3 separate regions of the Homo sapiens genome follow, and all the other regions are linked to region 1. The links are chromatin contacts, found by Hi-C in ENCODE. All regions are on one chromosome and are shown on one strand. The core of a region is the stretch at or near the end of the contact, and the rest is flanking DNA. Distances in the headings are between cores, read along the strand shown. Region 1 holds the start of ZNF22 (zinc finger protein 22). Region 2 holds the start of WASHC2C (WASH complex subunit 2C). Region 3 overlaps ZFAND4 (zinc finger AN1-type containing 4).

The links. A loop is a pair of places that touch in the nucleus more often than their neighbours do. Pooled maps may share reads with other maps.
Region 2: a map of CD8-positive, alpha-beta T cell shows a loop between it and region 1 (4-fold over the local background). The contact joins the promoter of WASHC2C here to the promoter of ZNF22 in region 1. A Hi-C loop is called at or near these places in 1 of 168 maps with a recorded cell type or tissue (CD8-positive, alpha-beta T cell), 2 of 37 single-sample maps with no recorded cell type and 15 of 50 pooled maps.
Region 3: a pooled map shows a loop between it and region 1 (5-fold over the local background). The contact joins the enhancer-like site here to the promoter of ZNF22 in region 1. A Hi-C loop is called at or near these places in 1 of 168 maps with a recorded cell type or tissue (heart left ventricle), 2 of 37 single-sample maps with no recorded cell type and 3 of 50 pooled maps.

What each region holds. Positions count from the first base shown.
Region 1 is chr10:44,999,651-45,002,227 of GRCh38, forward strand. ZNF22 (zinc finger protein 22) reads left to right here and starts at 1,273. Exons shown (of 2, transcript NM_006963.5): 1 at 1,273-1,328. It overlaps LOC124902530, which reads left to right. Exons shown (of 3, transcript XM_047426129.1): 3 at 1,130-2,577. The coding sequence ends at 1,759. ZNF22-AS1 (ZNF22 antisense RNA 1) reads right to left here and starts at 1,153. Exons shown (of 4, transcript NR_126421.2): 1 at 880-1,153; 2 at 636-766. RefSeq lists a silencer at 1,313-1,662 and an enhancer at 1,389-1,889.
Region 2 is chr10:45,725,994-45,728,570 of GRCh38, forward strand. It overlaps WASHC2C (WASH complex subunit 2C), which reads left to right and starts at 1,273. Exons shown (of 31, transcript NM_001330074.2): 1 at 1,273-1,327; 2 at 1,424-1,546. The coding sequence starts at 1,325. LOC107984227 (RNA guanine-N7 methyltransferase activating subunit-like) reads right to left here and starts at 1,189. Exons shown (of 1, transcript NR_199876.1): 1 at 1-1,189. RefSeq lists enhancers at 499-1,244, 1,245-1,989 and a silencer at 964-1,013.
Region 3 is chr10:45,652,403-45,654,979 of GRCh38, forward strand. It overlaps ZFAND4 (zinc finger AN1-type containing 4), which reads right to left. Exons shown (of 10, transcript NM_174890.4): 3 at 582-657. Among named protein-coding and RNA genes, the nearest start is that of ZFAND4, 19 kb to the right of the region's middle. RefSeq lists an enhancer at 2,194-2,293. Within about 2 kb of position 1,297, at least 2 of the 41 ENCODE cell types and tissues checked have a DNase peak (open chromatin) inside an H3K27ac peak, as active enhancers do.

The DNA.
Region 1 (2,577 bases), core at 23-2,522:
CATTCAACAGCTATTTACTGAGTGTCTGTTCCCTGCTGAGCACTGTTTTCAGCACTGCAGACACAATAAAGAACTAAAGAGACAGATCATGAGAGGCATCGGGTGCCACTGCGAGGTCCTTGGCTTTGCTCTAATAAGTTGGGAAGCCTTTGAAGGTTTTGAACAAATGAATGACATGATCTAACTTAGGTTTAAGAGGATTACTCTGGGGCCGTGAATAGACTGTAGGGCAACCCGTCTGGAAGCCAATATAATAATCCAGAAGGTGGATGAAGGTGGCTTGGTGGTTATAGCAGTGGAAGTGTTGAAAGTGGCTTGATAATGAATATATTTTAACGATGAAGCCGACAGAATTTGTGGATAAATCACAGGTGAATTTTGGATGAAAAAAAGAAGAGACAACAGTGACATCAAGGTTTTTGGCTTGAGCAACTGGAAAGATGATGGGATCTTCACCCATCCCTGGGAAGAAGACTGTTGCAAGAACAGGTTAGGTAGATATCAGGAATTCATTTGGGGGGTATGTTAGGTTTGGGATGTCCATTACACATGCAAATGCAGCTCTTGAGTAATCAGTTCGATATACAAGTCTAAAGTTCAATAACATTTATGTCCCACAGTCAGACTGGAGTTACCAATGCGGGAGTCTTCAGCATGCAGCAATAGCATTGGAAGCCAAAAGGCGGAGGAGCTCCCCAGGGAGTGGGGGAACACGGAGGTCAGCTGGTCAGATGACTGAGCACGGCCAGGATGGCTGAGGAGGAGCCTGGAAGGAATAAGAACAAAGAGAGATCATTACTAATGAGCAACAAAAGGGGTGTGTTGAAATCAGACTTTGGAGCCACAAAGAACCATTCCAATTCTGGGTCGTCCGCTTACACACGGTGAACGGAGCACATTTCTTCTCTGAGCCTTGGTTCCTTTCCTGTAAATGGAGTATAACCACTCCCATCTTGCAGGAGCTTTTTGGTGATAATTAAGGTGACTTCGTGAAAAGTACCAGGGTCTCAAAAATCTCAAAATTTGTGGAAAGTATGCAGTTTCTAGGTTGGAGAGGCTAGAGTTTGGTTTCAAAAGCCTCGACCACACACAGGGGCGGTTACAGCTCTTGAGGTCCCGGGGGTCACAGGACGCCTTCCGAGTTGGGGGGAGGAGAAAACAAAACCACAGGAAGAAACGAACAACGCTTTCGGGTGGGCCCGGGACCATAGAGGGTCGCTCCGCCACTTTCCTAGAGCGACCGCGGCGGCGCCAGAGCGCGGCGAGGCCCTCACTTCCGGCGGCGCGGGAGGCGCCCAGCGAGCCAGAGTGGTGGCTGGTCCCGCGCGGTGAGTGGGATTGGGGCACTTGGGGCGCTCGGGGCCTGCGTCGGATACTCGGGTCCGCTCGGGAGCGCGCTGGCCGCAACGAGGGCGGCGCGGGCCCGGGCGATGGCGTGGCTTGCGTCTCCCGCCTCCGGGCAGGGCCTGGCCGCCGGGCGGGGGCGGGAGGGCCACGCGGGCCCAGGGTGGGGCCGCGGCCTGCGCGGCGGGCGGGCCGGGTCAATGAGGAGCGGCCGGCGGAGTGCTGGGAACGGGAGGCTTGGACTGGGGGCCCGGGCGAGGCGCGGCCCGCGGCGGGTGGAACTGGGCGGGTGAGCAGCAGCCCCGGCCCCTTCCGTCGCTCGGAGCGTTCGAGGACTAGATACGTGGAACAAATGCTTAGGCAGCACAGGGCTGCTCTGAGCGGTTTTCAGATTCAGACTCATTGCAACTTCTAACATCTTGATGGTGTTGCCACTTTATCATTACCCTCCCCATTTTACGAGGAAACTGAGGCACATTCCAGTTAGCTGGGTGTGCAAGAACAGCAGCTTCTGTCACTCAGGTTTAACTTCGTGCTTGCCCCTGCTGGGGAGCTATGCAAAGCACGGGTCGCCGCGCTGGACTGAGCAATGGAAGATGTGGCTGCCACTAAGAGTACAGGCTCTGGAGTCAAACTGCTAGGGTCTGGGAACCCGGCCAGTGCCTTCTAGCATTGTGCCCTCGTTTCCTTAACTTAAAACGGAAATAACTGCATAAAGGTGCCAGGAGAATTAAAGAGCTAGCACAGAATCAAGTTACACAGTGTCTGGCACATACTAGTATGATTGCCTCATCCGTAGGTGGATTTGACAGTCTGAGTTTCTGACTAGATCTGACTTCCATTGTATTAAATGCGTGTGCTTTTATGTATAATGACCATTATAGTTATTAAAAAAAAAAAAAAGCAACACCAACACCATGTACCTAACACAATGTCTCCTGTGTGGTAGATGTTCTGTAAATATTTGCTTAAGTTAAGGAGTGGGTAGTCCTAACTGTAATCTTGTGTTATATGCGGCTTACTCTTACGCTGACCATAATTACAGCTGATGTAATTATTAAATATCCAGATAAAGTCCTGGACCTAAAGTCTCAATTATACAATAAGATGAAAGGAAGGCAAGAAAAATTATGTTTTTGTTTTCATTTATTTGCTTTATATGTTTGTATGCAAAGAAACCCAGAATAATTGTTTCTATTTTAAATTCCACATTCTGACACAAGATAATGAAAA
Region 2 (2,577 bases), core at 23-2,522, 730 kb after region 1:
AAACATCTCTTCAAAATTTGGAACAGCTTTGGCAGTGTCAGTCATTCTGAAATTCCCAAAGATTTGAGGCAGCTGTATTGTTTAATGTTTAGGTTGTTTAAATCCGCCAAGGGCTGTGTCTATCTAGCTCGGGCCGAACCCCGCCAGCGAGACACTAAGAGACCGCAGGAGAGGTGGCCTCTGGCCCACCACACCGTGGAACTCCAGACCACCCCAGCTCTCCAATGTAGCGGAGACCCTTCCGCTAGCCATAGAAAATAACTTAAGTCACTTAAGCTGTACTTGGGGTAATCAGGTTATTTAATGAGGTGATAACTGAGGTGACTACAAAAGAAAAGTCTGGGATTGGGTGTGTGAGCAAGGTGCATGGGGACAGTGGTATGTTCTAGGTTGAAGGCTCACCCTAGGCCAAGCACCGTGGCACCTGTTTTACAATATCATAACTTTAATATCACATCCTTGCAAGATATGTAGCTTCGTTTTACTGAGGAAAGCTCAGAAAAGTTAAATAACTCGCCCTTGGGCACACATGACTGGAAAGAAATTGGGATTTTTATTTTAGTAAGTAAGTTGGTCAGGCACAAGGGCGACTCAGCAGAGGGAACTTCAAGGAAGTGTGAGACAACAGCTGGAGCCCTGAGCTGGGAGAGTGGAGGACGAATTATAAAGAGTTTTATGCCTGCCATAATGAGAAGCTTGTCCTTGAACTTGAGGGGAATGCTGAGAGTGCAAAGGACTTTAAGCAGGCCCTACACAGTGGCAGCCAAGCAGGTCATAAAGAGCAAGATGATGCCCAGGCAGATCAGGGATTCTCTTATCTACAGAGCGTCCGCCTACCAGCTCCTTCACAGCAGCGGATTTTGCTGCAAGAGAAGAGGCAGCAGGCCAGGCCTTTTCCTTCGCCCACAGCGCCTACGTCGAAGGCTCCCAGGCTGGTTGCTCCACTGGCTGCTTGAGGTCCCCTCTCTCCAGACCCGCCGAACTGGCGGCCGGTGCTTTGGCCGATCCCGCGCCGCTGCCTCGGGCCTTGGGCGGCAGCGCCCCCCGCCCAACCCGCCTCTGCAGCGTTCCTGGCGTCAGCCCCTATCCTCCAGCTTCCTCCGCCCCAACCTAGGGTAGAACCCCAAACTCCAGTCCCAGTCCACTTCCGCAGCTTCCTCCCCTCAGCATCGCAGGTCGGATCACGTGCGGGTTCTGTCACGTGACATCAGGTCACGTGAGGCCGGTCACGCCCCGGGCAGCTTGGCTGGGGCTAGGCTTCCGGGGCTCTGCGGTCCTCGGCCTGTGCTGGCAGCCTCGGAGCCCACCGAGCCGGGCGGCTGGGATGGTGAGGGCGGCGGGCCGGAGAGGGGCCGGCCTGGGCTGGGGCCGCCGTCCCTGCCGCCCTCAGGCTCAGCCTCTCTTCTCGTTTTTTTCGCTGCAGATGAACCGGACGACCCCCGACCAGGAGCTGGTGCCGGCGTCGGAGCCCGTGTGGGAGCGGCCGTGGTCGGTGGAGGAGATCCGCAGGAGCAGCCAGAGCTGGTCGCTGGCGGCCGACGCGGGCGTGAGAGGCGGGCCCCGGGGACGCGAGAGCGGCAGGGGTGACGCTTGGCTTGCGCGCAGGAGGGCCGGACCGCGACTGCCCCTGCACCTGGCCCGTCCCGTTGCCTGCCCTCTTAGGAACACACGCCCCGTTTAGCCCCCGAGAATGCCACCCTGGCAGTCCCCGGCCACCAGGGAGAGGGGCAGACCCTGACCGTGGCCCAGACGCGACGTTCCCTTCATGGGGTTTCTGGCTCAGCTCCATCCGGAGGGGAGATCCGTTTCCGCCACACTGAGGGATTGCTCGGGCACTAGGGAGGCGATTCCTGTTGGGACCTGGACTAAATGGGGTGGGAAACAAGCCAGTATGTGGATATCCTTTAATGGGATTCTTCAAATCGGGGGCCCAAAAAGCTCAGAACTGTTCGAGTCCCAAATGAATAGGATTTTTGAATAAGAGTGGTGGTTGATTAGCTAACCCTTGGTCTGTGATCTCTGTAGATTGACAACCAAAGAGGACTTTTAAAAGGAGACAGGGTTTTGCCCTGTCGCCCAGGCTGGAGTGCAAGTGGCTCGATCTTGGCTCACTGAATCCTCTGGGGTTCAGGTGATCCTCTCACCTCAGCGTCCTGAGTAGCTGGGACTATAGGCGTCCACCACACCTGTCTGATTTGTTTATTTATTTAATTTTAGTAGAGATGGGGGTCTTGCTATGTTGCCCAGACTGGTCTGCAACTCCTGGACTCTAGCGATAACCCTGCCTCAGCCTCCCAAAGTGTTGGATTACAAGCGTGAGCCACCATACCCAGTGCCAAAAAGGGATTTTAAATTTTTCCAGAAACGAGATAGGTGTCCATTAGCTCACTGCCACTCTTTTGATGAGCTTTCTTAGTGTTTTCCAATGTCACTTGGTTTTAGTACTTGTCAAACCAGCATTCCGGCCGGGCACAGTGGCTCACACCTGTAATCCTAGCACTTTGGGAGGCCGAGGTGGGCGAATCACGAGGTCAGGAGTTCGAGACCAGCCTGGCCAACATGGTGAAACCCCGTCTC
Region 3 (2,577 bases), core at 47-2,546, 650 kb after region 1:
ACAAGGTCTCCTGACTCTCAGTGCTCTTACAGCTATTCCACACTGCCTCTTATCCTTTTACTCTTTTCTTAACAAAAGAGTGATGAATTATGTGAAAGAGGGGAGAAATAAGAGAGACAAAGTGTCAGAAAGTACGTTGGTAGTCACTGGTGCACACAGCATTGCTTAGTAACAAAAGGAGGGCTTAATGAGAAAGGAAAGACTTTGGGAAGAACAATTCTCTCTTATCCAAAACTCTTGTAAAAACAGAAAGAAAGGAACATAGCCAGGAAGGAATGGTTCAATATTCAAAGAAAGGAGAAAAGTAGGCAAGAAGATAATAGGAGGATTTCAAAAGGCAGGAGATAAACAGCTTGACATGAAAAATGAAAAGGGAAAATAAATGTATCAGAGGATAAAGGTTAAAGTAGTATACAGTACCAAACTAATGCATCTAAAGTTCAGGATGTATAATGAAATCTAGGAATGTGAACTATTCAGGAGAAAAACAGACATGATCTAAGAGTTCAAAAGAAAAACATTAGCATATGGAGTCATAATACTAAGTGCCTACAAAACAGCCAATATGCAATTACACTCACTTGTAATCATTCAAGCAATAATCATTTTCAAGTTCCATGTTATTCCAAATTAAGTGTTGTCGACAGATGGGAATACCTTAAGGGAAAGTTATTAAAAAAAAGTGTTAAAGAATTCAATAGCATCTCCAAAAGAGTATGATACAAATCTATTTCATTAAGGAACTAAGAGCACTAAAAAATTAAACATTCTTCTAAATTGAATGCTAGGTGCTAAAATTTACAGAATCATAGGTAGAAGGCATGCCTAAAAGGAGATATAGTCCAATCCATTCACTGTAGAAAAGAACAGCATGTTGCAATAACTCTCTGGTCCTAAAACAAGGTATAAGATAGGGATCCCTTTAAAAGGCAAGATATCATGCTCCTGCACAGCAAAAGAAACTATCAACAGAGTAAAGAGATGATCTACAGAATGGGAGAACATATTCACAAACTATGCATCTGACAAAGATCTAATATCTACGATCTGTAAAGAACTTAATTCAACAAACAAAGAACAACCCCATTAAAAAATGGGCAAAGGACATGCATGAACAGACACTTCTCAAAAAAAGACATATATGTGGCCAACAAATATATTTAAAAAGCTCAACATTACTAATCATTAGACAAATGTAAATCAAAACCACAATGAGATACAAGCTCACACCTGTCAGAATGGCTATTAATAAAAAGTCAAAAAATAACTGATGTTGTCAAGGTTGAGGAGAACAGGGAACGCATACACTGCTGGTGGGAATGCAAATTAGTTCAGCCATTGTGGAAAGCAATGTGGAGATTTCTCAAAGAGTTTAAAACAGAACGACCATTGAACCCAACAATCCCACTACTGGGTATATACCCAGAGAAAAATAAATCACTCTATCAAAAAGACACATGCACTAGTATGTTCATCACAGTACTATTCACAATACAAAAGAGATGAAATCAATCAAGATGCCCCTGCAACAGTGGACTGGACAAATAAAATGTGGTGCATATACACCACAGAACACCATGCGGCCATAAAAAGAATAAAATCATGTCCTTTGCAGCAACATGAATGCAGCTGGAGGCCATCATCCTAAGAGAACAAATGCAGGAACAGAAAACCCAAATAACATGTGTTCTCACTTATAAGCAGGAGCTAAACACTGAGTATATATGGAGACAAAGATGGGAACAATAAACACTAGGGACTACATGGGGAGGGAAGGGGATGTGGGTTGAAAAACTACCTATCGAGTACTATGCTCACATCCTGGGTGACAGGATAATTCATACACCAAACTTCAGCAACACACAATTTACCCACGTAACAAACCTACCCATGTATCCACTGAACCTAAAAGTTGAAAAAACAAAAAAAGATATTGGGCTGGGCACAGTAGCTCATGCCTGTAATTCCAGCACTTTAGGAGGCCGAGGCAGGTGGATCACGAGGTCAAGAGATCGAGACCATCCTGGCCAACATGGTGAAACCCCGTCTCTACTAAAAATACAAAAATTAGCCAGGCATAGTGGCAGGCGCCTGTAGTAGCAGCTACTCTGTAGGCTGAGGCAGGAGAATCACTTGAACCTGGGAGGCAGAGGTTGCAGTGAGCCGAGATTGCGCCACTGCACTCCAGCCTGGCAACAGAGTGAGACTCCATCTCAAAAAAAAAAAAAGATATCATGAATCAGGCCTGAAGAGTTTAGTATTTGAGGCCTAAAATGGAAATCAAAAGCAAGCAGGAGTAGCTATTCTTATATCAGAGAAAACAGAGTTTAAAGCAACAATATTACAAAAAAAGACAAAGAAGGTCATTATATAATGATAAAAGGATCAATCCAACAAGAAGATATTACAATCCTAAATATATATGCACCTAACTCTTGAGCTCCCAGATTCATAAAACAATTGCTATCAGGAAAAGAGATAAACAACAACACAATAATAGTGGGGGACTTTAACACTCCACTGACAGCACTAGACAGGTCATCAAGCCAGAAAGTCAACAAAGAAAAAATGGACTTA